Linked DNA regions of Homo sapiens: region 1 is linked to region 2. The links are chromatin loops, found by intact Hi-C in ENCODE. Cell type or tissue: heart right ventricle. All regions are shown on one strand. Each heading gives the region's core, and the rest is flanking DNA. Links, peaks and the distances in the headings are about the cores only.

What was found. A loop is a pair of places that touch in the nucleus more often than their neighbours do. Peaks named below come from ENCODE experiments on the same cell type or tissue, not always from the same donor. Only the 100,000 strongest peaks of a DNase experiment are listed, where the experiment ranks them.
Region 1: it touches region 2 in a loop (9-fold over the local background); 6 of 110 quality-filtered maps call a loop at or near these places.

What each region holds. Positions count from the first base shown.
Region 1 is chr20:32,456,504-32,472,395 of GRCh38, forward strand. All of the region lies in intron 5 of NOL4L (nucleolar protein 4 like), which reads right to left. Among named protein-coding and RNA genes, the nearest start is that of NOL4L-AS1, 97 kb to the right of the region's middle. RefSeq lists enhancers at 83-998, 999-1,914, 1,915-2,830, 13,689-13,738 and silencers at 392-661, 672-721, 1,152-1,301, 14,059-14,108. In heart right ventricle, for the core only: no CTCF peak of the experiment used is centred there; a DNase peak (open chromatin) is centred at 9,268; H3K27ac peaks cover 3,778 bases.
Region 2 is chr20:32,513,230-32,529,121 of GRCh38, forward strand. It overlaps NOL4L (nucleolar protein 4 like), which reads right to left. Exons shown (of 11, transcript NM_001256798.2): 2 at 14,529-14,684; 3 at 7,582-7,693. LOC101929698 (a long non-coding RNA gene) reads left to right here. Exons shown (of 3, transcript NR_110619.1): 3 at 6,170-7,056. Among named protein-coding and RNA genes, the nearest start is that of NOL4L-AS1, 40 kb to the right of the region's middle. RefSeq lists an enhancer at 11,302-15,892 and a silencer at 14,066-14,239. In heart right ventricle, for the core only: a CTCF peak has its summit at 8,656 (motif pointing right); DNase peaks (open chromatin) are centred at 8,652 and 11,822; H3K27ac peaks cover 1,169 bases.

The DNA.
Region 1 (15,892 bases), core at 4,437-12,436, 58 kb before region 2:
GTGAGTGCTGCTACCCCACCTCAGAGGCAATTTGCCCCAGCCCACAGCCTCAGCTGAGGCAGCCACAGGGTCCCCTCTGCCAGAACAGAGGGGCCATCAGGAGGGGTGTGGCCAGGCAGGGCTGTGCAGGGCATGGAGGGTCTTCCTGCACCCCAAACTCGCAAGCGTTATGTCCAGGCTTAAGGGAGACCGAGCTCCAAGGGTTTGGGAGTGAGTGGCCTGTCAGAGGGCCCTGGAGGCCCTCGAAGCCCGGCCAGGCTCTCCCTTCTCCCCAGCTCCCAGGACCGCACCTCCCACCCACCCTGCTCCTGCTGCCGGGCACTGCCTTGCAGCTTCGAGCTCTCAGAGCCCCTGCCCACGGTGGGCCCTCAAATGTCTCCTTCCTCTGCCGGAAGCAGGAAGGATGGCTCTACTGTGACCTCCAGCCATTCACTCCCTCCTGTAAGCAAGCCCAGCCCTGGCAGCCTAGGCACAGGCACGGTGGCCCCCGAATCTGCGCTCCGTGCAGGCCCCACGGCCTGGGACGTGCAAAGCCGGGGCTGCAAGGTCTGGGGTCTGCACGCGGCCCCCGAGTGGGCCTGCCCGGCGTCTCAGGGTGGGCAGCCCCGGCAAAGCACTGCGAGGGCGCCCCCTGCCGCAAAGAGCGCGGCACCGCCAGCCTGCGGGCGCGGGGGAGGAAACTTTAACCAGGGGACCAGACAGTTCCAGATACATTCCAGGCCTCTCTGCCCACCCAGCCCCAGCCCCAGCCCCGGCCTCCTGCTTGCTCAGCTGAGACGGCAGAGGCTGAAGCTGCACGGGAACTCCCGGGGTCACTGTCAGGTGAGCACCCGCGAGGGTCCCGGGGAGGTACGGGTGACCCTGGCGGCTCCACACCTGCACCCAGAGTGGGTGGGGGAGGGGTGGTCACAGCGGGCCCTGCCGCCCCTTCCCCCAGGCCAGGGTCACGCCGGACCCCACCCCCACCCTCCCAGCCGGCAGATTATGAAGATTTAGTCCCCGGTGCTGGGCACTGGGCACGCGCACCTCCAGAGCGTCCCCATGGCGACCGAGCGGCTCTAGCGCCCCAACCAATTGCTGGCCTCCCGGCTGCCCGGGGGCGGGTCCAGGCTGCCCATCATGCAGCCAGGCCGGGCAGAGGGGGATGGGAGGCCACGGCGGCGCAGTGCACCCCTCCCCCTCGGCTGCAGCAGGTCCCCTGGGCCAGGCGTCCTGTCCTCCTTCGGGCAGCCTAGCTCCACCACTCCCTCCATCCTCCCGCAGGGCAGCTCCGGGCTCTGCTCAAAGCCCGCCCATAGCTGCCCCTCACTGGCTGCATCCTCGGAGTCCCGGCCCGCGCTGGCTGTCCCCGGGACCCCACAGCCTACTCGCGCCCAGTCTGGAGCCAACACATTCCCCAGCATTTTTACTGAGCACCTACTGAGTGCTGGCCTGGAAACAAAGTAATGACTGCAACCAAGGTGCCAGACCTCCTGGGGGACAGATGTGCCTTACTCAGCCTCGTGGGTAACAGGGAAGGTGAATTGTGAGAATGGGGGTGCCCACTTTCCTCCACCCGGGAACCAGACCAGCTCCTCATGCAGCTCCCACTGGCTGCTCTCCAGCGCCCAGGCCACCCACATCCCACCTGTGAGAGCCAGGCCTAATCCTCACTCCCCTGTCCCATGCTTTCCTGTAGCTGAGTAAGAGTCCGGCCCACAGCCACTGGCACTCTCAGTCCTGTGACCTCTGCAGTCCCCCAGCCCAGCCTCACTATCCTGTGCTGGAGCTCTGCAATCTGCCTGCCATGACACCTCCAGCTGAGCAGATGGCAGCCAGCCTTCAAGGTCTGGTTCCACACTGCCACTTCAGGCTGGCACTTTTCTCCACTGTCCCTAGGAAGGAGGCACTCACGCCTCCAACCCCAGCTTGCTGCCCGGCCCTGCCAGGGATCCTCATGCTCCCTTCCCCTGGCCCAGGGTCATCGTGAGGGCCATCTGCCCCACCAGGACAGACCCTGTCACCAGAGAAGCCCCTGCACCTGAGGTCCAGGAGCCTCCACGGGGGACAGGGATGACACCCATACTGGCTGGTTACCCACGCTCCCATGAGCTGCAGGGGGCCCATCCTTCACCCACCTTGCAGGTGCGACTTCACATACCGACACCACCCTCACAGGCCACTTGCTTGACCTTGGAGGGCCTTAGATTCCTCCTCTGGAATGAGGGGCTGCTCCTCAGTGGGCATCGTGCCTGGCACACAGTGAGCAAGTGGTCACTGCCTTCATCACAGGCACCAGGCCCAAGGCTGGCTGCAGTGCCACACCCTACATAGGCCCAGAAGTGACATCCCATCATCCCACCACCCACCTCCCAATCAGGTTTTCCCGAGAAGATGGACTTGCCCTCCGCCACTGTGAGCTCCAGAGACACGCTGCTCAGGGTGCTCCTGGAGCCTCTACCAGGTCAGATGCCCGGCACGGGGGCCCAGACTCTCCAGCTACCAAGACCTTTGCCTCGGGGCTGTGCCCCCGGCTGCCTGGCTGGGGATCGACAGGCACTAGTGCCGGGGCAGAACCTCCCCTAACTGCACTCAGATGCCACCCTGGTCTGGCCAGGGAAGTGGTTGGGCGGGTAAGACCCGTAAGGCACCAGGTGCTAGGACCTCGTATGGCCAAGTGTTCCAAGCTGTTAGAAGAAACTGGAAATCTGCACCATTATGTAAACAGATTTTAAAATATTGGCGACTCAGTTACATGGTTTACTTTTTTTTTTTTTTTTTAGGGTCTTGCTCTGTTGCCCAGGCTAGAGTACAGCGGTGCCATTAGGGCTCACTGCAACTGCTGCCTCCTGGGCTGAAGCGATCTCCCCAGCAGCGCACACCACGACGCTTGGCTAATTTTTTTTTTTTTTTTTTTTGAGATGGAGTTTCACTCTTCCTGCCCAGGCTGGAGTGCAATGGGGCGATCTTGGCTTACTGCAACCTCCACCTCCCAGGTTCAAGCGATTCTCCTGCCTCAGCCTCCCAAGTTGCTGGGATTACAGGCGCCCGCCACCATATTCAGCTAATTTTGTGTATTTTTAGTGGAGACACGGTTTCACTATGTTGGCCAGGCTGGTCTCGAATTCATGACCTCAGGCGATCCGCCCGCCTCAGCCTCCCAAAGTGCTGGGATTACAGGCATGGGCCACCGTGCCCAGCCTCGGCTAATTTTTAAAGTTTTCTTTTTTTGTAGAGAACAGGTCTCGCTATATTGCCCAGGCTGGTCTCAAACTCCCAAGGCTCAAACCATCCTCCCACTTTGGCCTCTCAAAGTGCTGGGATGACAGACGTGAGCCACTGCGCCCAACCCATTATTTATATTTTTAAAAACTTCGACAAGTAAATGGGTACACAAATGTGGTCTATTCATACGATGGAATAGTATCCAGCCATGAAAATGAATGAAGTTTGGATAAGCGCTGCAATGTGGATGATAAAAACACGAGGCTGTGGGAAACAGGCCAGACGGACAAGGATACTCAGTGATTCCACTTCTACGCAGCATCTGGAACAGGCAAATTCACAGAGACAGAAGGTACAGTGAGGCTCCACGGGCTGGGAATGGGCAGTTAGTACTTAAAGGGTGCAGAGTTTCTGTTGGGGGATGAACAAGCTGTGGAAATAACAGTGCTTCTGGAGTGTACACTTAAAAATGGCAAATTTTATGTCACACATTTTACCACACACACAGAACCCAGACCAAAAACAGCCCCTTTGCCCTAGTTTATAGGCTCTATCTGCCATTATCTCATTTTCTCATGCCGCACACACAGAGCCTACTCAGAGGGACAACATGGATCGCGAAAGCCTGCCTTCCCCAGTGACACCAAGGTCTCGCCTACCCCCAGCTCCGCTCAGGCAGCCCCGGCATGCCAGCCCCCACCCCACACAGCTGCCCCCGCGCCACATGCTCTGGGGGCTGCCTGCAACCTGAGGCCCATGTTTTGCCGACTGGGGAGGCCACAGGTTTGAGCCGCGGAGTGGCTGGAAGAGGCTACTCCACCTTCTGGAGCCTCCGTTTCCTTTCAGAGTGGGTCCCACAGCCGTAAAACACGGTTCTAAGGTGAGGATGGTGCCCGAGATGGGGCAGGAGCTCAAAAGGAAACCCCAATTCCCTGCACCCCACATTTTCTCACATCATAACTCACCCACTGCCGACGCACGAGGCTCCCAGACTGCAACGGGGGCTTCTGGGGATCCCGGAGCCCAGCCTGTGACAGTCTGAGGTGGGCCCAGTGAGAGGGCCACTGTGGGGATGGGGGCAACTGCCACCCTCGGAGCTCATGCTCCAGCAGCGACAAATCAAACCTGAGGGCTCCAGAGGAGACGGGGCTCTGAAGGGGTGTCACCAGCTTTCTGGCCCCTGAGCCATGGTGTCTCCCCTACTCTCGGCGACTCCTGCTCGCCCTTCTGTGCTAACCCGAGCACCACCACCTCAGGGAAGCCCTCCCTACCTGCCCCGATCTCCATCGTGGCACCGGCTGTGGGCCACGGCTCTGCAGAAGCCATCCCAGGGACGGTGGGGCGAGGGCTGAAGCCTCATGAACCAACAGGGGCAGAGGTGCTGCTCGGGGTGGGGTTGGTCCAGCCTGTCCCTCGGCCCCACAAGCAGTGGATTTGATGCCGGCTGCAGCCGCAAGGGCTGAGTTTACTCCAACTGGAAGCCAGGTCCCTCCTTTGGGCCCACCAGGCCCTTCCAGCGAGCCCCTATGGCTCACCCACCCGCCCCAGCTGTGACCCAGCCTTGGTACTTGCTGTTCCCTCTTCCTGCTCCACTCTGTCCCGGGTGTCCCCTTGGCGCAGTCCCTCACTTCCAGGGCTCTGCGTAAAGGTCACCTTCTCGGTAAGCCCAGCTCCCACCCTGCTCTGGCACACTGACCCCTCTACCTTTCTTTTCTTTTTTTTTTTTTTTTTTTGAGACGGAGTCTTGCTCTGTTGCTCAGGATGGAGTACGGTGGCGTGATCTCGGCTCACTGCAAGCTCCGCCTCCCGGGTTCATGCCATTCTCCTGCCTCGGCTTCCCGAGTAGCTGGGACTACAGGCGCCCACCACCACGCCTGGCTAATTTTTTATGTTTTTAGTAGACATGGGGTTTCACCGTGTTAGCCAGGATGGTCTCGATCTCCTGACCTCGTGATCCACCCACCTCAGCCTCCCAAAGTGCTGGGATTATAGGTGTGAGCCACTGCGCCCAGCCCCCTCTAACACAGTAGTATTGCAAGGAGAGGATAAGTGCTTGGAAGAAATTACCTATTTCTTCCAAGCACTTATCCTCTCCTTGCAATACTACTGTGTTTATTGTGTCTCTGGCCTGTGCCCAGCCTTCACAGAAGCGGCCCCAGCCCTAGAGACCCAGAGTTGGTGCAGCTGTATTGGGTGGGCCTGGATGGCTCCTGCTGCCCCCTAGATCACACCCCTCCCTCTGGTGGGGGCAACTGAGTCTTCCTGGGCTCGCCGGGGTGAGTGCATGCCCCAGGCCTGGCCAGTCAACCCATCACAGCAACTGGTAATAGCGTGTGACCAAGCTGGGCCCGAGGACATCACGCGGGGACTCCTGCTGCGATGGCTGGGAAGGTGCTCTCTACCTGGGGTTGCTGGGCCCGTGGTGCAGGGAGGCCCACGCTGGGGAAAGCAGGGCTGATAGGGGGCACAGATGATCCCCTGAAATCCATCTGTGCCTGCCACCTAGGAAGGCCCTAGAGGTTTTGGTGAGGGAGCTAATAATTTCCTTATTGGTTAGGCCGGCTAGAGGCAGGCTCACACCAATGGCTTGGTCTCTGAGTAGTCCAGGGTCTTCTCCCTGGCAGAGGCCAAGGGATGGGACCCGGGGGCTGGGATCGCTCTGCATGGGGACCTCACCATGACGCCCAGCTCAGTCCTGAGGAGGCTGGTACCCACAGGAGGGGGTGGTGCCCACAGGAGGGCTCATGCCCACAGAAGGGGCTGGCTGCAACCCTCACACCCACCCCTCACTGCACCTGGCCAGGAGAACGCGCCTGTCACTGTTTGGGGAAAGAAGGAAAAGAGAGACTGGGGGCAGTTGGGTTTTGATCCGATTGGAATTCTTCCTCCCACAACCCTTAAAAAAAAAATGGATTTAGGCCAGGCGCAGTGGCTCACGCCTGTAATCCCAGCACTTTGGGAGGTAGAGGCAGGCAGATCATGAGGTCAAGAGATCGAGATCATCCTGGCCAACATGGTGAAACCCCATCACTACTAAACATACAAAAATTAGCTGGGCGTGGTGGTGCACGCCTGTAGTCCCAGCTACTCAGGAGGCTGAGGCAGGAGAATCGCTTGAACCCGGGAGGTGGAGGTTGCAGTGAGACAAGATCGCGCCATTGGACTTCAGCCTGGCGACAAAGCGAGACTCTGTCTTAAAAAAAAAAAAAAAAAAAACTGATTTAAAAGAGACATCGACAGGCGCACAAACCCTTGCTGTGATGGAATGCAGTGGGGCCCGGGCAGGGATGGTGCTGGTGTAGGGTCCTGCAGTCTGGGCGACCTTGGGCACTGCCACCTCCTGGGCCTCCTCTTATCTACAGTCCTGGGAGTTGCCGCTGACGCCCTCCTGGGCTCTGGCACTTTATGACTCTGTGAAGAAACCCAGCTGGCTCCATGGGCACCGAAGCCCCAGCACACAGGCCTCACGGGGTGCAGGCCTCCAGCTGGGAGGCTCAGTGGGAAGCTGGGAGTTCTGGATGGACCCTCCACACCTGGAGCTGGAAGTGGAACCTAAGGGTGCCCAGGTGACCTCTTGTCCCCACCTGGTCCCCATCTTGCTGCTTCCATGAGGCCCCTCCAGGAGGGTCACCCTTGAGGCCAACCTGCTGGGGCCCAGTGTGATGAAAGCAGGGTGGGCCTGCCCCCAGCCCATGGCTGCGTGGGCAGCAGAGACATGTCCTGAGGGGCCTTGGGGAAGCAGCCCGGGATGCACCCCCTCTCAGCATTTCCACAAAACCAGGCCCTCCCCACTGTGGCAAAGGGCGACTCCTTCATCTGGGCAGGACCCGGAGCCCACCACCTGTGCCCAGAATGCCTACGGGCAGGGAAGGACTGCCGTGTCCGTCTATTTGAACATGGGGCAATGTGCTGCTATTCAAATGGAGGAATTAGTGATGAATGGGGGAAATTGTTCCTCCCTCTGTCCCGTCTCCAGAAGGAGACAAAAACCCCTTTTACCTCAGCAAACAATGCCCTTATGTGGGCGCCAGTGCCCCGCAGCCCGCACAAGCCCAGCTCTGTGCGAACCACCAATCGCCACACCGCGCTCTGGGGCCCACAGCCAGTGGCACCCTCTCCCGGTGGGCGACTCCCACCAGCTCCCAGGCTAGGCTCGGAGAACGGGAAGGCCCACCATCCCTGGGACCACAGGCCAGGTACACGGCCACTGGAGGCCAGCAGGCCCTGCGTGCAGACTGCCTTCCGTGTCCAGAGGTGTGGCTGCTGGAGGCAGTGCCGCCTCCATGAGACTCTGTCACAGCAGCAGCCAGGCGGGGGATGGGAGGGGCATCAATAATTCACACACAACAGGGCGACGGGGGAGGAGGGGGTGGGAGACTGCTGGAGCCACGGCCCACCATGGCCAGGGAGGCGTGGACAGTAGGGCTATGGGCTGTGGTCTGGGGGTGCTGACCCTGCTCTGAATTTGAGGCGTGCACCTCCCCAGGACTGGCCCCCTGCCTGCTTTGACAAAGGCCAGCGCCCAGGCTGTGTTTACACGATGCGTAGTTCCAAGGAGCACCAGGCTCAGGGCAGGCTGCCCAGCTCTTCCTCCAGAAAGGCAGGAGGGGTGCAGGGGTCAAATGGGGGACACTAGGACCCTACCATCCGGGTGATGGGGCCACACGGGGCACCTGCATTCTCCACGTGGCCCTCAGGCCCCAGCTGCCTGCACAGCTGCCCTCCTGAGCGCCCAGCTCTGTCCCTGTGGTTCACACAGCCTGGCCCGGCCCCAGCCACGGAGCAGGGAGCCCATGCCCCCCATCTGGGTGCCACACTTGCCCCCTGATTTGCAGCCCCGGGGCGCCAGTTCCTCTACCCCCACAGCATGCGCCTCCTCTGCGTGTGCCCCTCAGTGCCCGGGCAGTGGGCGTTCCTGCTGAAACTCTGGTCACTCTTTGCTTAGGCAGGTGCCAATTTAGGCCCTCACAGTCGGGAGCAGCACTGTCCGACAGAAACAGAGTGGGAGCCGCATGAGGGATTTGAGTGCCCTAGTACCCACATTTTAAAAAGTAATAAAGAAACAGGTGAAATCAATTTTAATAATCTACTTTATTTAACCCAATATATCCAAAATAGTACCATTTCAACAAATAATTGATACCGTGTTATCAGAGCTGAGATATTTCACCTTCTTCTTTCCTACGGAGCCGCTGAGACGCAGCGTGTATTGCACACCTGTCTGCACTAGCCTTTTCCAAGGCTCAGTAGCCGTCCTTGGCTAATGAATTAGACGTCACACACCTAGATCTTCCCCTAAAACTGAAATCATTTCTCTCTGCAGAGACCCTGGGGTTCCTGGCCCGTAGAGAGGTGTCCAAGCTGCAGATGATGTTCAGGCCTTGGGACAGGTGGCTCAAGCGGTGGGGCCCTGGAGACAGACACCACCTTCAGTGGAGGGGGAGGTGGACACCAATTATGCGTCAGGTCCCGAGTGTCAGGCGGCGGGTAACTCATCATGCCTGATTTGCACAACCACCCTCTGCAGCAGACATCAGGGAGGAACCAGAGGCTCCAGGGGGAAGTCACCGACCCATCACCCGGGATGAGTGGAGGCGCCCAGACAGGCCCCAAAGCACCACCCAGGCCGCCCAGTGCTCTCAGACATTCTGGGAGCCTCCAAGGCCAGCCTTGATTTGCCCATCTGTACTGTGGGACAATTCCCTACCCCTGCTACCAGACTGCTCCACTTCCTAGAGCCCCTCCCCCAACACCTACTGGCCACTGATGCCCCGGGGAAGCGCTCCCAGGATGAACTGCCTGTGTGTGGGTGTTCTCCCTGGCCCCGTCCTCCAGGCCAAGCACAGGCGGTGAGAAATAAACACTAATTCAGTGTGCAAAGATCGAGCCGAGACACACAGCCTGCTCCCCGTGTTCTCAGAGCAAACAGAGCCACTCCAGGCCACCATGTGTGAATGATTCACGGGGCAGGGCCCTGGCCCCAAAGCCCCTGCAGGCCCTCCTCCAGCCCTCCCGGAAGCCAGTCTGGGTTCGGTGCATTGCAGTCCTTAGGTCGGAGTGATGACGCCAACGCGGCCTGGTCACTTCCTGGTTCCTGGGAAAGTCACCCTTGAACAGGCTCCCGGTGGAGGTGCCTCAGGAGGGCCTGTCCCTGACACAGGAGCCTGCAGGATGGAGCTCTGTATGTGTCCTGGGCTGAGGGGTGGTGGCGAAGGGCAAGGGCACTGATCCCCACGTGGCCCCACTGGGCCAGGCTCACCTTCACCTCCATTCTTTTTTTTTTTTTTTTTTTGAGATGGAGTCACTCTGTAGCCCAGTGGTGTGATCTTGGCTCACTGCAACCTCCACCTCCTGGGTTCAAGCGATTCTCCTGCCTTAGCTTCCTGAGTAGCTGGGATTACAGGTGCCCATCACCACGCCCAGCTAATTTTTGTATTTTTAGTAGAAGTGGGGTTTTGCCATGTTGGCCAGGCTGGTCTCAAACTCCTGACCTCAAGTGATCTGCCTGCCTTAGCCTCCCAAAGTGCTGGGATTATGGGCATGAGCCACCACGCCTGGTTCACCCACTTTCTCAGTAGGTGAACCTCTCGGCTCCTCAGGCCCCAGAGCTTGTCCTCCCCAGCATCCCAGACAAGGCCAGGGCTGTGTAGGCCCTGCCCACTCCTGGATAAAGGGATCTCTCGGTGCTGTCTCCCAGCGTCTCTCACCCCTTGGCGGGCCGGGGCCCAGCACAGCCCAGCATTGTCTGTGCCGCCTGCGGCCCAGCTGATGATGGACACTTTCCTGTGACCCGGGACTGCCAGTGTGGCCCACAGCCAATCCCTGGAAGGCTTGGGCCCCAGCTCTCTGCTCCTGGGGGAGGGGAGGCCAGGAGGCCGCCGCCTGCTCATCTGTTGTGGGTATTTGGAGCCTTGAGGAGGAACAAACAGCTCTTGCTCCTGGGGTGGGGGTGGGTGGGACCTGCACCCAGAGAATGGGGCCCAGCTCTGGTTTCTGGCCTCAGCTGTGAGAATTAGGGTCAGGGCAATGGACACAGCCATAATGAGCAGGTGTTGGGGAGAAGGCTTGGCTTAAAAGCCCACTGCAAGAGAAGCCTTTCACAGGCCAGCCCAGGGAGGCTGGTGCAGGGGCCACACCTCCTGCCATGCAATACTGACCAGAGCAGACGTCTGGCCATGAGTGTTGGGTCCACGGGGAGGCAGCAGCAGGCCGGAGTTCTGTGCCTCCTGGTGGGAGAGGGCTGCTGTGACCCAGGGATGGGCCCAGGGGAGGGTGGGCATCACCTGAGGAGGACACTAGAAAGAGCCGCGGCACAGGGGTAATGCGGGTAATGGTCTCTGAGCCCGGGTGGCCTGGTCGTTACTCCCACCAGCTCCTTCCCCATCAGCCTTATGGCTTCCTGCCTGATCCCTCACTTGAACGGCTTCACGCTGTGCTGGGGACACCCCATGGCACCCTGAGTACCAGAAGCCAGAAGCACACTTCTGCCTGGCACCTTCTCCTTGGATGGCAGCACTGACTCCTCGCTGCCTGCTTAGCTGCCCATCAGTGTGGGCACCTGGATGGGTCTGGCATTTGCCAGATTGAGAAGCAGGGTCTTGGGAACTTGGGGTCCCTGGACAGGGCCTGGCACATGTGGGTGGGGAGGGAGGGACAGGGACTCAGGACAAGCTGTGAGTGCCTGGGTCTGGTTGACACCAAGGACCCCCTAGCCCGGCTCCCTTTACGAAGAAGCACAACCCGGGCGGTGGTTGGGAGCTGAGAGCAGGGGTGGGGATGCCGCTGAGGGTGGCTGTGAGGTAAGCTGCAGTCAGGGTCCCACAGGCCTCCATGGCAGAGGGGACCAAGGGAGACCAGGCTGGCTGAGGAGGCAAGACTGGACCAACGGGGTGGTGCGCAGGGCTCAGAGAATCTGGGGGAGGTGAGGAAGACCGCCCACATCCAGTCCCAGCCTGGCCCCCAATGGGCCTGTGCTGTCCACATCTGGTCCTCAACCGCCTGGCAAGGTGGGCCAAGATGATCACCCCCAGCCCAGCAAGGGGTTGGCACCCGCCCAAGGCTGCCTGGCAAGGAGGGAACTGAGCAAGATCTGAGCTCTGTGTGCCCCCACACTTCCCTGCAGACCTCTTGGAGGCCAGGGAGGAGGCACACAGGGGAGGGGGCCGGGCCAAGGAGAAGAGGCCAACAGCACTGCTGCTGTAAATACCGAGCCCTGGGCACTCAGGAAACACACCTGCTCCCCAGAGACCCGCCCTGCTGCCCAGTTTGCATTTCTGGGTGGTGGAGGGCCCCACCCAAGGGCAGCAGGGGCCAGGAGGTAGGAAGCCTTGGTCTTCTCACTAAGAGCTCCTGGGGGCATGCCAGGATGAGGGGCCACAGCCCCCAGGCCATGTCACAGAGAGAAGCTGTGGCCCAGAGTTGGGGGATCGGCTAGCTCAAGACCATACTTCGGGGAAGGGCCGGCCAGATCCATGGCACAGCACCCAGGACCTGCCTACAGGATGCCACATATTGGGCCCGACCACTCCATCCTCCCAGAACCCTTCCATGCCAGACCCTCCCCAGATGGCCTGGCTGTGGCCTCTCTGCCCTTCTCTCCTGGTTGGAGCTTGGGGTCATAGGGAGCTTTTGGAAACAGGTGACCCAAGAAACCCTCAATCCTGGCATCGGGCACCTCCTCCCTTCCCAGCCCCCTGCTGCCACGCCTCTGCCCAGCTTCCCAGGCCACCTCCTCCCAGGCCCTTTCTCTGATTCCCCATCTCTGCCAAGAGTGACTCAGTGGCCGTTGGTTGAGCACCTATTCAGTGCTAGGGCCTGGGGATAAAGCCCAGGACAGGAGACTCAGGCCACATGGGGCCAGCCCTGAGGGGCACCCTGCAGCGCCACTTCCAGCAATGAAAAACAGGGACTTGGCCAAGCACGGTGGCTCACGCCTGTAATCCCTGCATTTTGGGAGGCCGAGGCGGGCAGATCATGAGGTCAGGAGTTTCAGACCAGCCTGACCAACATGGTGAAACACTGTCTCTACTAAAAATACAAAAATTAGCCAGGCGTGGTGGTGCACGCCTGTAATCCCAGCTACTCGGGAGGCTGAGGCAGGACAATTGCTTGAACCTGGAAGGCGGAGGTTGCAGTGAGCCGAGATTACACCATTTTGCACTCCAGCCTGGGCAACAGAGCGGGACTCCATCTCAAAAAAAAAAAAAAAAAAAAGAAAGAAAGAAAGAAAGAAAAACAGGGACTTGAGTGTCCTTCCACAGGAGTGGCCAAAACGCTGGCTCTGGAGAGACCCAGTCCCTGTGGTCTGGGCAAGTTACTTCCCCTCGGAGACGATGTTTCCTGCCCTGTGGAACAGCGACATGTATAGCTCTGGGCTCACAGGGTCAGGCTGGGCACACAGCAGGGTCAGGCTGGGCACACAGCGGGCTCAGGAATGGGACCCCAGTCACTGGACTGACTAGACAAGCTTTGAACTGTGGCTGGCCCACATCAGTGTCAGGGAGGCCAATGACTATGTGAGAAAAAAGGCGCCAATACTGCCTCATTGAAAAGAAAATGAGGCTCTGGTTACTTAGATACATAGAAAAGTCTGAGAAAAATAGGGCCCCAGACATCATTATTTTTCATTTTCTTTTTTCCTCCTTTATTTTTCTATTTTTTTTTCTTTTTTTTCTTTTTTTTAGATGGAGTTTTGCTCTTGTTACTCAGGCTGGAGTGCAAATGGTGTGGTCTCGGCTTACTGTAACCTCCGCCTCCCGGGTTCAAGCAATTCTCCTGCCTCAGCCTCCGGAGTAGCTGGGATTACAGGCATGTGCCACCACACCCAGCTAATTTTGTATTTTTAGTAGAGACAGGGTTTTTCTATGTTGGTCAGGCTGGTCTCAAACTCCTGACCTCAGGTGATCCACCCGCCTCAGCCTCCCAAAATGCTGGGCTTACAGGCGTGAGCCACCGCACCTGGCCTTCTCCTTTATTTTTCTACAATAATTGTAATACTTCTGAAATAAGGGGAGAAATAAGGGACATTTCTACAAAGATGTGGCTCCTGCCCTCAGCAAGCTGACAGCCTGCAGGGGTCCCACACTGGTGCCTGTTTGGCTTCAACCAAACCCCAGACTCCTCCAGGGAGGTGGGGACAGGGCTCATCACCCCTGTGTGTCACAAGGCCAACGCTGGTGTGACTAAAGTGGCCAAGAACCTGGAAGAGCCAAAGGGCCCTCAGTGCCTTTGTCCAGACTCAGGCCTGCACAGTGCGGGAGCCCGTGTGTCCCGAGGCCCAGGTTGGAGGAGCGGCCTCATCTGAGAGGCGCACACACCAGGCCCTGACCTGCCCCAGCCAGGGCTCCACACGACTCTTGCTCAGCAATCCCCCGACTGCCCACCCTGCAGAAGGCGGATGCAGGCCCAGCGAGCAGACCCCTGCTCTCCCCTGGCGCTGGCTTCCTGTCTGCCCAGGAGGTGAGTAATGTCCGCTCCCTGCCCCCACGCATCCCTTCTGGAGGCCAGACGGGCCTCACATTTTCCGCTCAGGAAGGGGCAGAGTGAGAGGCCTGCTGAAGCACATCCAGGGGAAACGGAAGGAGTGGCCCCGCCTGCCGGGTCAGGAACCTGGGCCAGCCCCGGCCTGCAGGAGGCGCACTGGCTCACCTGCCTCCGTGCATGCCTTCGTTCATTTTCATCCACTCATTCATTCAACAAACAGCACCCCAGCACCTGCGTGGTGCCAGGCCCTGTGCTGGGTGCTGGAGGCCTGGCTCTCAGGGTGCTTATGGTACTTGGGGAGGAGACTGCATCAAACAGATCATCCCACAGGTGGCGGCGTAAGTACAGACGGATGTGCTGTTCAGCCCCAAGGCAACGCCAGACCACAGTGCCTCTGGACAAAGTCTCTCAGGCATCCTCCCTCCACACCCTATGATGTGCACAGAGCCCTGTTCAGACCCAAAAGAAAGCCCACGCCTCAGCCGGGGCTTGGCCGAGGGTCTTTAGGGGACCTGGCCCGTGCCTGGGCAGGAAACTGTGGCAGGAGCTGGCCCGCATGGCCCTGGGCCCCAAGGAGGGAGCGCCCCAAGTGTGTGGAGAGGGCCTTCTTTGGTTCCCTAGCTGCCCTGCCCATCTTCTGGGGACCCTCACACATGGCCCCTGCCCCTGCCAAAGGGGAGAGAGGAGAAGCACTGGCACCTCCCCAACTCTGGCTGAGTTGCCCCAAGTCTCTCCCTGATCCTAAGTTTCCTCCCCATGAGATGAGGGCACTGTGAGTGGTGCTCCCTGCCAAGCACCAGTGGCTGTGATCGCAGGGACCTGGGAGCATCCCAGGACTTCAGAGTGTGGGGAACTGGTGTAAAGAGGTCTGGGAGACCAAGACTCGCAGCCAGTGGCAGGGTTGGGGGCAGAAGCCTAACTGTGTTTCAGGACAAGCAGACACTCACCCCGGTAGAACCTCAGAGGCAAGCTCCCGGGGAGTGAAAGCTGTGGCACCCGCACAACTCACTCTTGGGCTCAGTTTCAGGACAAGCAGACACTCACCCCGGTAGAGGCTCAGAGGCATGCTCCCGGGGAGTGAGAGTGGACACTCACCCCGGTAGAGGCTCAGAGGCATGCTCCTGGGGAGTGAGAGCAGACACTCATCCCGGTAGAGGCTCAGAGGCAAGCTCCCGGGGAGTGAGAGCAGACACTCACCCCGGTAGAAGCTCAGAGGCAAGCTCCCGGGGAGTGAGAGCTGGCACCCGCACAACTCACTCTTGGGCCCAGTGGTCTCCGCCATGGGATTTGCTCTGCCACTCAGCCTTCATCTGCCTTTGTTAAAATCTTTAAAGAAGGGCCCCAACAAATCCACAGCTGTAGATCTGTGCTAACTGCCTGGCTCCCTGAAATCACTCCTGGCTGGATCACTTGTCAGCAGGGATGGGGTGCTGATATGGTTGGGATCTGGGTCCCCTCCAAATCTCATGGTGAAATGTGTCCTCCAGGGTTGGAGGTGGGCCTGGTGGGAGGTGTCTGGGTCATGAGGGGCAGATTCCTTATGAGTGGCTGGGTGCTGTATGGAGTGAGTTCTCACTATGAGTTCATGCGAGAGCTGGTTATTTAAAAGAGCCTGGTACCTCCTCCCTCTCTCTTGCTCCCTCTCTCACCATGAGACATGCCTGCTCCCCCTTCACCTTCTGCCATGTCTGTAAGCTTCCTGAGGCCTCACCAGAAGCCAAGCAGATGCTAGTGCCATGCCTGTACAGCCTGTGGAACTGTGAACCAAATAAACCTCTTTTCTTTATAAATTACCCAGCCTCAGGTATTCCTTTATAGCAACACCAAACGGACCAACACAGGTGTGTCATCAGCACAGCCTTGGGAGTCCCCACACTCCCGGCGAAAAGAAAAGGCCCAGGTACTCAGATGGGAAGGATGTCCCCAGAAACAAACAACCCAACTTATCCCCCATCAGAGGCGGAGCTCCATCTGCTCTGCAATGGTGTGCTTGGGTAGGTCTCAGTAAATGTTTGTTCGTTTGTTCATTCGGGGATAACAGACATTCAGCAGGTACCGACAATGGGCCATGTTCGCAACCGAGTCCCAGGGGCAGGGCAGAGACCAAGACTGACCTTACAGCAGGCCTCAGACTTCCACGAAGGACGGAAGGCCAGAGCCCACACACCAAGCCCACCTGGGCATCAGTGGGGTTGGGGGGCTTCTG
Region 2 (15,892 bases), core at 5,234-13,233:
GAGGTCCAGGAGGACCAGAGGATATCCGGGGGTGACTTATAATACCTGCCCCTCAAGAGCCATAGCCCAAAAGGGTCCCTGCAACCTTGAAAACGCGATACCAAGGGCAAGAAGCCAGACATAAAACGACAACCACTGTATGATTCTACTTACACGAAATACTTAGAATAGGCAAATTCAAAGAGACAGAAAGTAACTCGAGGTTACTGGGGACTGGTGGCTGAGGGAATGGGACGTTATTGCTTAATGGGTACAGAGTTTCTGTTTAGGGTGATGAAAAAGTTTTGGAAATAGATAGTGGTGATGATTGCTCAACAGTGTGAATATAATATCTTTAAAATGGAACGATTAAGCCGGGCACGGTGGCTCACGCATGTAATCCCAGCACTTTGGGAGGCAGAGGCAGGAGGACTGCTTGACCCCAGGAGTTCAAGGCCAGCCTGGGAAACATAGTGAGTCCCTCGTCTCTACTAAAAGGTAAAAATGTTAGCTGGGTGTGGTGGCACGTGCCTGAAGTCCCAGCTACTCGGGAGGCTGAGGTGGGAGGATCACCTGAGCCCAGGACGTTGAGGCAGCACTGCGATCCAGCCTGGGTGACAGAGACTGTGTCTCAACAACAACAACAGAAACAAACAAACAAAATTATTAAAAAGGCAAGTTTTTGTGCTGTAAATGTTTTACCATAATTTAAAAAGGAAAAAAAGTCTGCCAACAAGCGGTGAAGTTACCCAAAGAGGACAAGGGAAGTTCCTGCTTGGCAAGGATAGGAACAGCCCTGCAGAAAAGGTGGGGACCCGGAATAGCTGGGGCCTAGAGGATGGGGGTCCTCTTTGACGCTGTGTACTTCTGGTGACTTTATAGATCAAATAACATTTTGAATAAAGTTTTACAGGAATGCAGAACTTAGTTTTGCTCTTTAAAGCTACCCTGTCACATATAGAATGTTTCATTCTTTGTTCTTTGAGGAAGAAGTAGACGTCGGCTGGGTGTGGTGGCTCACACCTGTAATCCCAGCACTTAGGGAGGCTGAGGCAGGCGGATCACCCGAGGTCAGGAGTTGGGAGACCAGCCTGACCAACATGACAAACCCCCACTCTCCTAAAAATTCAAGAATTAGCTGGGCATGGTGGCGCATGCCTGTAATCCCAGCTACTTCAGAGGCTGAGGCAGGAGAATCACTGGAACCCGGGAGGTGGAGGTTGCAGTGAGCCAAGGTCATGTCATTGCACTCCAGCCTGGTGACAGAGCAAGACTCCGTCCCAAGGAAAAAAAAAAAGTAAATGTCACTAATGGAATGGCTAAGAAACTGGCCTGAAAGGAACCACCCCCTCCTCCTCCTTTTTTTAAGAGAGACTTCTGCTTGGTTGGGTGGCAGGGATCCTCTGCACCGATACCAAACTCAAATGGGTTTCCACCCCACCGTCAACCTAGATTTGACTTTCTTAACCTCAGTGGGGTTTTAAACCCTAGCCCCATACATTGACCGGGTCGGATGCCACATGTCAGGCAGGCAGTCTAGTGATGACACTGAGATGGTATCGCTCAGAAGAGCCGTGGGTCCTGTTTTCAGAGGTGGATGTTTGGACTGAGAATTCTGCCATTTCTGTTTCCTCTAAGAGGAGGCTGTCTGGTGAGAAGCTGTTAAGCACCATGGTGAGTGTGACATCATGGTGAGTGTGAAGGGCGCCCAGCACTCTCGCGGCCCCGGTCGGCCCTTCGTTGGGTGTTGCAGGGATTGTCTAGGTTTGGGAGGCACGGAGGCGGGGAGCTGTGTTCTTCTACTGATGGTCGCCCCTGTCCTGACTGCAGTGTCATGACTGTTCATGAGAAAGTATCTTTAATAAAGCTAGTGACAGTGTGGCTTAGGAAAAATAAAACAGTGGCCAGGACAGCACCCTTGGGAGGCGTGAGAAGAGGTCTTCCTTGGCCTGTTCCCACCCCAGTGTCTCCAGAGATGAGAAACCACTTCCCGTGCCTGCAGGTAAGCCAAGAGAGCTCAGAAGAGGAAGGCAGGATGTCCTGGTCTTGGGGAAGCTGGAACATCCCGAGCAGACCCCTAAACCCATCGGAGAACACCTTACATTGCTGTAAGGTGAAATGCTTGATTTTGCAGTTCCAGAATGAGAGTTCTGTGGGGGAGGGAGGACCTCCGCAGGGAGGGGACATTCTAGGTGAGGAAATGAGCCATGGAGCCATGGGTGGGAGGTCAGAGCTCAACCACACCAGGGTGAGGAGAAAAGCAGGCAAGCTTTTCAGCAGTGAGGAGCCCCAGGTGTTCTGGATTCAATAAGTGGGTGCACACTGAGAGGATGGGCTTAGTGGGAAAGAGACGGAGCAGGGGCCAGTGGAAGCCGCAGAGTCAGATGCTCACCAGTGAGAAAAACGCCAGGATGGGGGACAAGGTCAGGTGGAAACGTGAACAAGGAAGAAGTGGGTTCCTTGGACTCTGAGACACGCCGCCCCCCTCCCTGCCCATGGTCAACATGTGGTGCCACACTCGAGCCTCTACAAATGACCTGATAGTGCGGCACCGCTGGACTCTGTTGCCATGGAGAAGGGTGAGCTAGGAGCTAGCAAGGGTCACGGAGCCTAAATCATCCAGCAGGTTGCTGGCAAGAGAAGCACAACAAGAGCCCAGAGAGATCTTTCAACATCTCTTTGCCAAGAAAAATGGAAACCAGCCCAGGCACTAGACCTAGTTTTATGCAGTCTCGAGAATAATCAATGATGTGGGTGCTTGGGCCAAGCCAGGTTGTTTGCTGGCCTGTGCAGCTGGGCGCCAATGGCACTCATCAACCAATGCAAACCTCAACCATGGGAGTGACCCTCATTTCCTCGTGGGAACACCAGGTGGTGATGCTCACAAGCTTTCACCTACAGCACGAAGAACTCTCAGTCCAGAGACAGGTATGAAAGATCTTCCAGGCAGGGGTGGGCGTCGAAGGATGTGTGCACGATGGGGGCCTGGCACAGAGAGGCCGTGAGACCAGCCAGCCTCAGGGGGTTCAAATTTGGAAACAGAGATCCCAGGCCTGAGACCAGCTCAAAAGGTGGCAAAAAAAAAAAAATCTCCTTCCTGGGGAAGTAAATCATTGAATTGGCAAGTCTTCGAGGAGTGCTGATGTGCATGCTATCCGGGTGGGGAACGTGAGGAAACTGTGTGCGGTGCAGTCCCCAGGCTCAGGAAACAAGGGTGAAGGATGAGCAGGGTGCGACAGACGTGAGGCCATTAGGGTCACTGGAGGAAGAGCTGAGAGGGCCCCGGAGTCGCTCAAGGAAGCTTCGTAGAGAGAATCGGAATGGGACTCACGAACTATTGCTCAGCTGACAGCTCCTTAGCACCTGCTTAGGGCTCCACACACACACTCTGGTTAGAGGCTCCCAGGAACCTTGTGAGGTGGGTGCTCATAGTAATACCCTGACTTTACAGATGAGGCAACAGCACACAGAGAAGCTATGCAACCTTCCCACAGTCCCACAGCAAGCAAGTGTGAGAGCCGGGAGAGGCCAGGCTGGCAAGGAGGGATGTGGAGGGGCCAGGCATGGAGGGCCTTGGAAACCACGCAGAGGAGTCTGGGCCTGGTTGTGAAGGGGTGGAGACCCAAGTGGACAACCTGCCTACTGAGGAAGAGTCAGCATTGCTGCCCATTGGCTACTCCCAGTTTGCAACCATGCAACAATATTTTGTCACATCAAAGAAAACAGAGACATGCCTCCAAAGGTCCCTTTCCCCAAGAGCTGGGCTGGTCTAAAGTCACACCCACTTTGCATGCTGTGTCCTCAATTCCTCAGGGACTGGTGGAAGAGGAGTGTGGAGTCAGGAGGTCCTGGAATTTCCCGTCCTCAGACTTCCTGATCCTCTGCCACCTCCTTTGTTTATGCTCCTGGCACTGGGGGAGGGCACGGGGCTGTCCAGGTCCCCCCCACTCTGCTGGGGAGAGACCGCTGAGCAAAGGAGGCCACTCTACTTCCTTTCTTTCTTTTTAACATAAGGCCAGGAAGCCAGGCATTCTCCCAGCAGCCCTCAAGGAGCCTCCATCCTGTCCCCTGTCCCCGCTCCCTCCCACCTTCCTGGGGCAGGAACACTGGGTCTGCCTCTGGGGCTGGTGCAGGCTCTGCTTTCCCAGCAGCTGGAGAGGGAGAAGGGAGGGCTGGCAATGCAGGGGTGCCTGGGAGACAGCAGGCTATAGCTGCATCCAGTGGCCAGCATGGCGGGCAGAGATAGGATCTGCAGGCTTTCAGCGGGGGCAGGAGGAGGGGAACCTGGGGACGGTCCAGGAGGCGAATGCCTCTGGCCACTTAGCAGACAGTGGAGCCTTTCAGACTCAAAACTCTCCACTGGCAGCTTCCAGAAACCAGGCCTTTCCCTTCTAACCCTGTCCAGGGTGTGGACCCAGCATGCTTGCCTGGCAGGGCTGGGGGCCACATCTGACCCTACCTGGGTAGAGGCAGACCTTGTGTCTCTGTTGGGCCACCTGGACGTTGGCAGCCTTGTGTCTGGGCACCGTAGGCCACGACACGGGCTGGAGGCAGGAGGCAGGGTGATGCTCCCCAGGCACCCGCTGCGTCCCAGGTGCCCTCCACAATAGGCTCACCCTCACCACCCTGAAAGGATGGCATTCCTTCCACTTTGCTGATGAGAAAATATGGTTTCCTGCCTGCACTTCTATCTCCTGGGAGAGCTTGGATGTATGATTTCACCTCAACACCTCTCTGTGCCTCAGTTTCCTTACCTGTAAGCCAGGACTAACACCTCATAGGATCTTTGTAACTGTCATGATCAGGAACTGCTCAGAGAGGTTCCCTGTCCTGCCGAGGGACACACAGTGGGGAACAGGGCTGCACACCAGACCTGCCTGACTCCAAGTCCATGCCCTTCCATGAGCCACTTCCCCGGGCTCCTGCTCCCTCAGCGTCTTCTCCTCTCCCTGCGAGGAGAAGCTCCGCTACCTGGGACAGAGATGGCATTGTGTCTGAGGATGGGGGAGGATGGGTGAGAATGGGCATGGTGCTAGTCTTCTGTCCAGCCTGAAGAAAGCCCCAGGAAAGATGGGCTTCAGCGCTGGTTTATATTCTAGATGGCTCCTGGCCTGTGTGCTCCCTCGCTCCCTGGCCTCTTTCTCCTCCCTGGGGGTGGGGTGTGGTGGTGGCAGCCAGCGAGGAGAGGAAGCAGGCCACTGCTGTGCTCCGCGTTGCCCTCCTGGCCACACAGAAGCCCACAGATGAGGAGTGCAGCCTGCAGCATGGGGAGACCTCGCAGCCATCAGTGAGGAGTGCGGAGGGAGCTGAGGAATGCCCTCCATACTGCCGTGGGATGTGTGGCAGGAGAGGGGAGCGGATGGCGCCTCAGACACCCCAGAGCAGCCCACAAATGGAGCCCCTCTTGGCTTCGCCTCTGTTCCTCCAGGCAAGCAATTCTGTGTCTGACTCCGCCAGTTGCTATGGAAACAATGAGGAAAGGAACGGGAGGGGACAGGCGGATGGGTGGGCAGGAACCAGGCAGTCACCACTAGGACACACACCCCTGGCCCCTGCGGCCTAAACCCTGGCAGGGTGGAGAGTGGGGCAGGGAAAGCCCTCCAGCCCATCTGCAGGTACCAAATGCTGTCTTGGCCCAGGGGTTGCAGCTGCTGCCTGGCCAGGGGCAGCCCACGTGGGTGGCAGCATTCAGGATCACTGGCTCAGGCATGCATCGAGGGAGTGTCCAGCATTATAACAGGAACCGCAACAGCCACAGCTCTCTCTTCCTGCACCAATGCCAGGTACAGGGACTAACCCATATCTTGTCAGCCTTCTGATTAACCCCATTTCACAGATGAGGGAACTGAGGCTCAGAAAGATGAAGTCCCTTGCCCAGGACACACAGCAGCTGAATGGTAGTGCAGCCCTGGAGCCCTGTTCTTAACATGGGAACCAGCATTTATGAGGGATTAACTAGATCCATTCCTGCCCCTCGTGCTTTGAAGTTGGCCCATGTGCCCAATGAAACAGCCGTGGCCTGATGGCTCCCAAGGGCATGGAAGCCTCTGGATTTGGTGAGTCAGCTGCTGTCAGAAGCCGTTCACGTGTGTCAGGGACAATGAACACAAGCAGAAAGCCCCGCTTGACGCCCATGCTCCCAATCCTTTGTTGTCTGCTCAGGCTTTGCTGTGGATTTTTCCTTCCCCAGATTCAATGGATGCTACTTGAGTGCCACCCGGATAAACGGCGCGCCCTTCATTCGAGTCTGTTTCCATCCTCGGGCCTGACTTCAGCAACTTCCACAGGCCCGATGCCCGGGAGCTGGCATGATGCACCAGGCAGTCCTGGAAACCCTGATAAATCGCCCACCTGGGCACCATTTCTCAGGGCAGCATTATAATTGTACCAGCCAAATGTGCTGGGCCGTCTCAATGTGCCAAAGCCACCTGCAAACAGATGGGCCCCCAGATTTCCTGGAGGCCTCTGGGATGTTCAGTTTGAGGGGGTGCGGGGGTGCTGAAGTGAGGTCCTTGCTGGTCTCACTGGGCAGGACAGAGCTGGAGGGCATGGACGTCAGTCCAAGGGATCACCTTTGGTGGTCACAAGTGCTCTGGGCATTTTATTTTATTGTTTTTTGAGATGGGGTCTAACTCTGTCACCCAGGCTGGAGTGCAGTGGCATGATCATGGCTCACTGCAGCTTCCACCTCCCGGGCTCAAGCAATCCTCCCACCTCAGCCTCCCAAACTGCTGAGATTACAGGCATGAGCCACTGTGCCCAGCCTGCCCTGGTCATTTTAAATTCTCATCAGTCGGCCGGGTGCAGATTACACACCTGTAATCCCAGCACTTTGGGAGGCCAAGGCGGGTAGATCATGAGGTCAGGAGATCGAGACCATCCTGGCTAACATGGTGAAACCCCATCTCTACTAAAAATACAAAAAAAATTAGCCAGGCGTGGCGGTGGGCACCTGAAGTCCCAGCTACCCGGGAGGCTGAGGCAGAAGAATGGCATGAACCCGGGAGGCGGAGCTTGCAGTGAGCCGAGATCGCACCACTGCACTCCAGCCTGGGCGACAGAGCGAGACTTTGTCTCAAAAAAAAAAAAAAAAATTATCATCAGTACTCCGTGGGTTTACTTATCAGAGGCCACATGGGTGTGCACAGGGTGGAAACAAGCACCAGGGAAGATGTATCATTAACAGGTATGTGGGTGGGAGGATGCATGCACACGTCTCAGGGAGGGTACAGGCCAGACCCTCGTGCATGGAGAAGCAGTGGGAGGCATGGATGGAACTTTGAGAACGGGGCAGGCTGGCCATTCCCAACTGGAATCCGGCTGGGAGGAAAGGGGCTGGCCGGGGCCTTGCAAGGCAGGGGAAACATGTTGTTCACTTTTTTGTTTTGTATGGTTGGTTTTTAAGTGAAATTTGAGATTTAAAAAAAGTTAAACGAAACAAAACAAGGCGCTTTGGGCAGCACCACGGACCCATACTGGCCTCTGGGACTAGCAACAACAGCTGCTGGACACTTTTCTGTGCCAGCAAAAGCTGGCGTCTTCAGGGACAGTCCACTCTTAGATGGCCCCCGCCCTAGCCCTCCAGCACGCCACCCCTGCTACCTTTGGGTTCCAGGCCATTGGAGTTAAAGTGCATCCTCTTCTGACACTCCGTACAGCTCATCAGGAACCGGGTCACGGCCTCTCTCGGGAGGAAGGCATAGGTCTCTGCGATCTGGAGGAGAGAAGAGCTTCGCTTGTTATATGGATCTGTGGGGAGGCAACTTGGCCATGGGGTCACCAAGGTCTGAGCTTTGGTGGCAGGTGCTTCGGCTCTTGCAAGGAAAGTCAGGGATTTGAGGAGCAAGGGACAGGTGTCCTGGATTCTCAGCTGTGGCAATGAGACAGTACTTTTGTGGAAAACCATTTGTTTTAAAAATCGCAATAAAGGAGGTTAAAAATTGAAAAAGCAAACCCTTTAAACATTATCTAGTCTTTAACCTATATTCTAATAAGTAACATTCCTCAGAACATTTTATTGCTGCTACAAAAAAATGGGCTTACAAACATTGCTCTAGCGTAGGGTGAGCAGTTCCCCTCTTAGAGATGGATAGACTGAGACCCACAGATAAATTCACTGCCCCAGGCCCATACACAGAACCAAAGGTCCTACAAGCCATCTCCTGTGATCACTGACAGGTCAAGAACCTTCTTAGGAAGAGCTGTGAAGGGCTAGTACCAGGCATCAGACTTTTCAAACTAGACAGGCTCTGCAGGACCCCCATGTTCCAGGCAACTATGGCTTGGAGAGGTGAGCTGACTCCCCAAGGTCACAAGGAATTTTCAAGGCAGTGCCAGACTAAACCCCATGTTCCAGGTCACACCACTCCACAGTTGCCTCCAGAAGGCCTCCCCTAGTTGAGGAGGAGGACAGGGATGCAGAGGGCTGGGGGAGAGACACAAAGAAGGGAGGGAACATGAAAAAAGGGCTGGGTGGGGGAGTGGGGAAGAAGTGGCTGTGGGCCTAGGTGTCCAGCCCTTTCCTCTTGCTCTGGGTTTTGGAAAAGCCACTGACCCTGATTTAGCTGTCTGGTGGGGCCAAAGAGTCCCTTCAGTCCCAGGTTCCCTGGGCTGAGACTGCCCAGTTACTGGTTTTCCATGTGCTTCCTGGAGCCTGGGTCCTCCCGCACCTCTCCACTAAGGGGCAGCATCACCCAAGCGTTCCGCTGTCCTCGCCGCAGCCCGCAGCCGGGCTGGGAAAGTTGGCCAAGGGTGAGGGGCTGCTCTGCGCTGCGCTTGGCCCCGCCTTCCCACAGCAACTGCAGGGGTTTGCTCCTTTAGAAATGCACGAATGTCCTTCTCCATCTCTGTGATGGCTGGAGGGTAGAGGTGGGCTAGGGCGGGGCTGGGGAGTGGAGTTGTGGGGGGATGCAGAAGGCTTGGGGTGTCCCAGGCTGTGGCTGGGCTCTTGGAGGACCAGCTCAGGCACAGCTTCCAGCTCAGCCCACTGGCAGAGTCCAGGGGCCACTCTTGCCAGCTGCAAATGCGAAGTTAATTTTGGTGACACAATTGTTATTTCTCAGCTGATTTGATGCTCTGTGGAGCAGGCAGGCTCCTTGATGAGTTATCTCCCTTCCAAATTCCCTGTCTGATTGCCTTCCTCTGGAGGTCAGGGACAAGGGCAAACCCCAGTGTCTCTGACTGGAGCAGCGGATGGGAGAGCAACATCAGGGATGCAGCTGGTCCTTGTCAGGTGTCAGGTCCGAGGGATGGGGCTTTTCTGCCATGCACACAGAGAGCTTCATCCCTAGCCCAGGCCAGGATAAATGTGGCCACCACTCTACCCCTGGAGAGGGAGCCATTCCTGTGCCCTCAGTAGGCCAGGCAGCAAGAAGGGCCCTGCCCATCCTGTGTGCAGCCCTCAGCAGAGCAGCCCAGGGCTGCCTGGAAGTCTGGGGGCACGTTCCTCTCAGGCCAGCTGGGTCTGGAGAGAGATGTCTGGCTGAAGGGTGGCAGCTGCAGGAGCAAGTGTGCAGGAGGGAAGGGCGTGTGCTAGGCAGAGCAGAGGGCTGTGGCTGACTTGGGCCGACAGATGCCCCTCGGCTCCCCTGAGACGTGGCACCCTAGGTCAGGCCTCAGGAGAGCTCAGTGGAGGGCCCGGGGGAGGGTTGCACAGTCAGCTGGGAGAAGAGGGCCAGGTCCCTACCATGAGGGCAGCCCTACTAAGCTACCCAAAGCTTGCCTGCTCACCTGCCAATGGGCAGAGAAATATTTTTTAAAGGGCTCAGGGGGTCCTCCTGGCCTGGCTGCTCTGCTGAGGGCTGCACACAGGATGGGCAGGGCCCTTCTTGCTGCCTGGCCAGCTGAGGGAATAGGAATGGCTCCCTCTCCAGGGGTAGAGTGGTGGCCACATTTATCCTGGCCTTGGCAGGGACCCCAGCAGTGTGCAAAGGCTGGCTGGCGTGCCACAGGGAGGGGAGTGCTGAGCACACACCTTCTGGCCCTGGGTCCCATTGATGGGTGGAAGGGGAGGATAGAAGGCTGACAGGTGAGAAGTCCTTGGAACTGCCTGAGGGCCAGGGAGGGAAGCCCTGCCCCACAAGGCTGGATTGTCTGCAAGCCTGGCTTAGAGCTCCCTGGGGAGTCAATAAAGCGCAGAGTCCAGCCCAGCTCTGCACTGCCGTAGGGACCTGTATAGAGGATGACAAACCCTCCCCCTGCAACCTTCAGCAGGCATCTTCTGATTCATCTTCCTGGCTTGCCTGGGACCAGAAATGGGACCTCCATTTCTGATTGAGTGCACGAATGCCCAAGGCCACAGGACCACAGAATGAGTCGAAACCAGGAGGACAATCCTAGCAGATGCTCTAGTTAATAGGATGGTGGTTTTCAGATGGTTTTAGATTTAAGCTGCAGACCCTGTTCTAGAAATAGACTCATACACTGAAGCCCAAAACATGAAACAGATAAAGACAGAGCTGCTGTGTCTAAGGAGGGGAAGTTCCAGGACCCTTGTCCCTGCCCAACTGCCCTCCGCTGCCCTGGGCTGCCTGCTGCCTTGCTCCCCGGGCCTCCTGCCTGGACACTGAGTCCCGTATGTGAATTTGCCTTTCACATTTTTCCTGGTGGTAAAAAACAGGGACTTCACTGGCAGAGAGAGCAGGAGCTATTTGCAGAGTCGCTGACTTGCAAGGCCCCATTTCACTCCCCAACTCAGAGGCCAACAAAGACAGATGAGGCCAATTGGGGGGATTTGCACCACTTTACAAGATCCTCCTTCTGCCCTGAGGGTGGATTAGCACGTGGTGGGCCTGGAGCAGCTGCTGACCACATCTGGCCCCAACTCCAAAGTGGCCTGGGCAGCTAGATCCGGACTGTGGAACCCGATCTGACCTACCAGCACCCTGGGAGGGAAAAAGGAAGCAAAAGGGCTTGTTCCAACCCAGAAGGGTGCAGAAATCAGAAAAGCAGGAAGGCCCCTTGGAAAAAGGACTAGCCCTCTGTGTGAGTTCAGGAAACTCTGTAGAACCAGCTGGAGCCTTCCTCAAACCCTGGTGCTGGAGAGACCTCCGAGATCCTCTGCACCTCAGGTCACACTGAGAAGCTAAGTGAGACAGGGACTTCCTACTCGAAATGGGAATCCCTGCATTATCCATTGCACATGGCCATCTAACTCCAGCTCGAATACCTCCAGTTTCAGAAAGCTCATTGCCTGCCCTATCTGATCCACGGGTGGACAGCAGTAGATGCCAGAAAGCTCTTTTCCCTACCAAATAACACGCCTCATTTAGTGCACTGAAAAAGTCTGCCACCGCCCTGCCAGTCCTAACTCCTATAGTACCCTCCTAGGCCTGGAAAAATCCAGAGGGGCCCTGTGCCCTAGAGACTGTCAGGCAGTCTGAGGATTCAGCGTTGGCAAAACACAGAGATAGATCCAAAAAGTCCTCAGCCAGGAGCTTGATGCGTACCCCGTGATGCCAGGCTGTGCCCCTCTGCAGCCATCAGCAGGGGTTTCCTTGGGGGCTCCTTCCACAGGCATGGATGGGTGGGGGCCTCGTGTCTGCAGAGTGGGGCTGAAGAGCTAGGTATGGGTCGAGGAAAATGGGAGCAGATGAAGAGGGGCACAAAGGCATCCAGGCACCACCCCCTGCCCCCAAAAAAGGAAAAGGGTGGCATGAGAAGGGTGACAGATGGGGAGGAGAAGGGGAAAAGGAGAGGAGGCACGTAGGGGAGGAGGGAGGTGTGCCAGCCCCTTCGGCCTCACACCCACGGCAGGAGGGCCCTGGCCTGCTCAGCTCAGCCTTGGCCCTGCTGCTGAAATTCCAGCTCTGTGTGCAGCTCAGCTGGCTCAGTGCCAGTCATGTGCCAGCTCCAGGCTGGGCAGCGGGAAGTGGGGCACGCGGCAGGCATATGGACGAGAAGCCAGGAAGTGCAGAGCAAAGGGCTGGATGTCCGCTTGGCCCAGGGATGCAAGTGCTGGCAGAACCAGCTCAGCCCTGCCCTCCCCACAGCATGGAGGCCGCAGACCCCTGCCTTCCTAAACCGCCCAAAGAGTGCCTGTGGACGAGGCTTGATGCTGGACACCGAAGGGGCCAGGGAAACCACATGATCCAGCTGGCTCCAGCCCATCCGCCTGGACAACAGCAAGTCATAGGGCTTACTAGCTGACCACAGGAGGGTTGCAGAGAGGCAGGATGTGTGGTGGTCAGGGCACAGGCTCTGGGGTGGGTGGCCTGGCTCTGAATGTCAGCTGACTGACCTCAGGCAGGTTATGTGTTTCTCTGAGTCTCAGTTTTCTCATCTTAAAATGGAGGTAACAACAGCACCTGCTTCATGCATGCAACCTTCATACATGTGTAGGAAGTGCTGGTGTAGAGCACATGCTGACTGCTCAGCACAATGGTGAATTTTATTTATTTCTTTTTGAGACAGGGTCTTGCTCTGTCACCCAGGCTGGAGTGCAGTAGTACAATCATAGCTCACTGCAGCCTCAAGCAATCCTCCTGCCTCAGCCTCCCAATCAGCTAGGACTACAGGCACACACCACTAGGCCTGAATTTTTTAATATATTTTTTATTTTTATTTTTGGAGACAGAGTCTCACTCTGTCACCCTGGCTGAAGTGCAGTGGCATGATCCCAGCTCACTGCAACCTCTGTTTCCTGGGCTCAAGTGATTCTCATGCCTCAGCCTCCCAAGTAGCTGGGATTATAGGCATGCGCCACCATGCCCAGCTAATTTTTGTATTTTTAATAGAGGTAGGGTTTTGCCATGTTGGCCAGGCTGGTCTCACACTCCTGGCTTCAAGTGATCTGCCTGTCTCGGCCTCCCAAAGTGCTGGGATTACAAGCATGAGCCACCACGCCTGGCCCCAATTTTTTTTTTTAAGAGAAGGGGTCTTGCTATGGTGCCCAGGTTGGTCTTGAACTTCCAGCTCAAACAATCCTCCCATCTCAACCTTCCAAAGCGCTGGGATTATAGGTGTCAACCACCATGCCCCACCCACAATGGTAAATTTAATGCTGAGAAAATGTGGTCTTGTCAGTGCCAAGGGGCCCATGTGGGCCCCAGCCTGGGTGCCTCTTCCTTCTTCTATGATCCTCTGGTGGAAATACCCTCAGAACTCCCTTCCCACAAGTCACTTCCCAAAGCACACAGACCGAGAAGCAGGAGGGGCGGGGAGACCATCACCATCTCCTGCCTTCCTGGGCAGACACCTTGCCTCTCTGAGGCTCTTGGCACATGGGTCCATCCTTAAAATCCATTTAGGGCAAAAGCCATTTTCTGAGGACAAGGACTAACCGGATGGTTGCATTAAAAAAAAAAAAAAAAAGATGGGCCATAAGGGGAAATTATAGACTTTACAGCCACCTCCACGGTAGTCCAAAGCTATTTATACAAAGAACTTGGGGTGGGAAGTTTCACATCTGCCTTGGGTGGGGAAGCCCAGCCACAGAAGGGCATATCTCTAGAAGCTCCAGAGAAAGTCGGCATGGAGGACACTGGCTGACTGCAACTCAGCTGCCGTCTGACCTTGGACAAGTGACCCAATTCTCTGGGTCCCAGTTTCCTTAACTGTGAAATGGGTCCTCAGTGCCTCGGTCACAGGACTGCATCAAGGCTTGAATGAGCATGAAGGGCTTGGCTTTACTGGCTTCCCTGGGCACTGGACAAATGGTTCAGAGCTATGTATGAGCTGTGGATAGGCCCACATGTGGGTCAGCAGGAGATGGATCAGAACACAGGCAGGCCCCTCTGCAGGGTGAGGAGGGGCCTCTGGTCTGGCCAGTCCCATCTATTTCCACCTCCCTGGCATTTGTGATGCTTCCTGCCCCTAGGTTGCCTTTTTTGCCCTTATGCCTCCCCAAAGCGTAGAATGCCAGTACAGGTGTCACCTTCTCCACACAGTCCCCCGGGCTCATCTGTGTCTGGCGGTGCCTGTGCTAAATGCCCCTGAGCCTGGGTTCTTGCTCTCTCAAAGCGAGCCTTGGAGACATTTCTGCTTCTCATGTATCTTGTTTTTGCTCTCAGCCTCCCCACCCCAAATCCAATTGTGATCTCCTGGAGGGTGGGGAGCAGGTCCTTCGACTTCCCCTGGGGAACTCCCAGTCCTGACTTCACAGGATGAGCTCACACATAGGAAGAGCTCAGGACAGGCCTGGCATGCAGTAAATGCCATGCCATGAAGGCATTTGCTCCTCTGATTATTATCTGTCCCCAGCACCCCAGCCCCAGAACAGGCTGCAAGGGGCTGGGGGTGGTGTCGGGTGGGAGCAAGTGAAGCAGAAACGGGGAAGAGGAGGGCGCCTCCTGCCCTCATCCCTCTCCTTCCCTCCCTCTCACCCCCTTCAACCTGCTTTTCCTTTGTGCTCAGACCACAGATTCCCTCCCCTCGCCCTGTGAGCCATCTCTGGCTGCCGTGCCCTTGCCCTGTGCCCCCCTAGATCCCCAAAGGCCGTTTCATCACGCCTCAGCTCCCTGCCCCGCCCCCCAAGCCCAACATGTGCGGAGCCCGTGGCCTCCTGCCAAGGCCTGGGGCTGCCAGTGGAGGCAAAGAGACAGAAATCTCACCGCTCGGTAGGTTTTCTTCTGCCCAGCGTGCTTGGGGGCTTTGCCTGGCTCCGCTGAGCTCTCCACATGCATCGAGTAGATGATGTCAAAGAAATCTTCCACCACAGCGACCCGCTTCAGAGAGATGCCCTCTGGCTCCGACAGGCCATCTGCCCCCTGCGACAGGGTGGACAAGCTGTGTTAGTGTCAGGAATGATGGCGGGGTGAGAACTGGGCCCTGAGGCCGGGGCAAGGGGTCAGGACGGGCAATGCCTCCGACAGTGGGTCTTGGGGTGGGGAGGGGAGGGAGCCTACCGAGGGGGCTCCCTGGAGGGGGACGCCAGAGTCAGGGTGGCTGCAGCTATGAAATCTACCAGCAACAATGGGCAGAGAACGGCGACAACGAAAATACAAATTAAAAAACCAAGAGGCTCCATGTTCACAATTTCAGACAGATTGTGCCAGACTCGGGCGGGGAGCTCTTGAATCACACGCTGTGCCAAGACCATCCTGGAAGTCTCTGGGGAGGGGGGAGTGCTAAATAGATGCGGCCCCATCAGGAGCTCGCCAATTAGCAGTAACCTTTCACTGTGGGCCTGGGCTGGGGTCCCGGGGGAACAGCTCCGATCACCTGGGTGACTCCTGCCTCCGCCCTGGCCTTTCTGAAAAGCTTTTCGCGGCTGCCTGCCCTCCCCACTCCAGCAGCTGAGCGCCAGCAACGGCACCCGGGCCCTTTGTGTGTGGAGATGTACAGAATAACAGGCACGAGGCCACGAGGAGGTGGCAGGGCCGTGTGAACGGGGCGGCCGTGGGCCCCGAGCCTCTTATCAGGCTGGCTGAGTGGTGTCAGCTGGCCCGACTAGGTGTGCCAGGAGCAAGACGGGTCCTTCAATAGCAAACAGCTGTGGGGCTGACGCCTGCCCTCCCCTCCAGCAGGAAAGGGGGCTGCAGGGAAACCACAGGGCAGGAGGCTGGGGGTGAGGCCAGGGCCCGGAAGGGAACGGACTGCTGGGGAACTGCTCCGTGCAGGCAGTCCTCACAAGGGAGATACACAGACCCAGAGACACTAGGCTGTCAGCCACCAGCTCCTTCAGGGGAGTCTGTGGGGACGTTAGGGGGCTTTGAAGATCAAGAGCAAGCCATATGGAGGGAATTTGAGGGGAAAGGAAGCAGGCTTTTCTCTAAAAGTGCCCAAAAGACACATCTCCAAGAGAATTCTTCCCCAAAGGACCCCAACTCAAGGATGTCAGCAACAAGAGGATGTGGGCTTCGCCTGCTCCTTCTCAGCTCTCTCCAGCACTTACAACAGTGCCTGACACATAGTAGGTAGTCAGTAAATAATGACTGAATGACTGAGTGGTCATAAGTGGCAGCTGGGCAGGGTC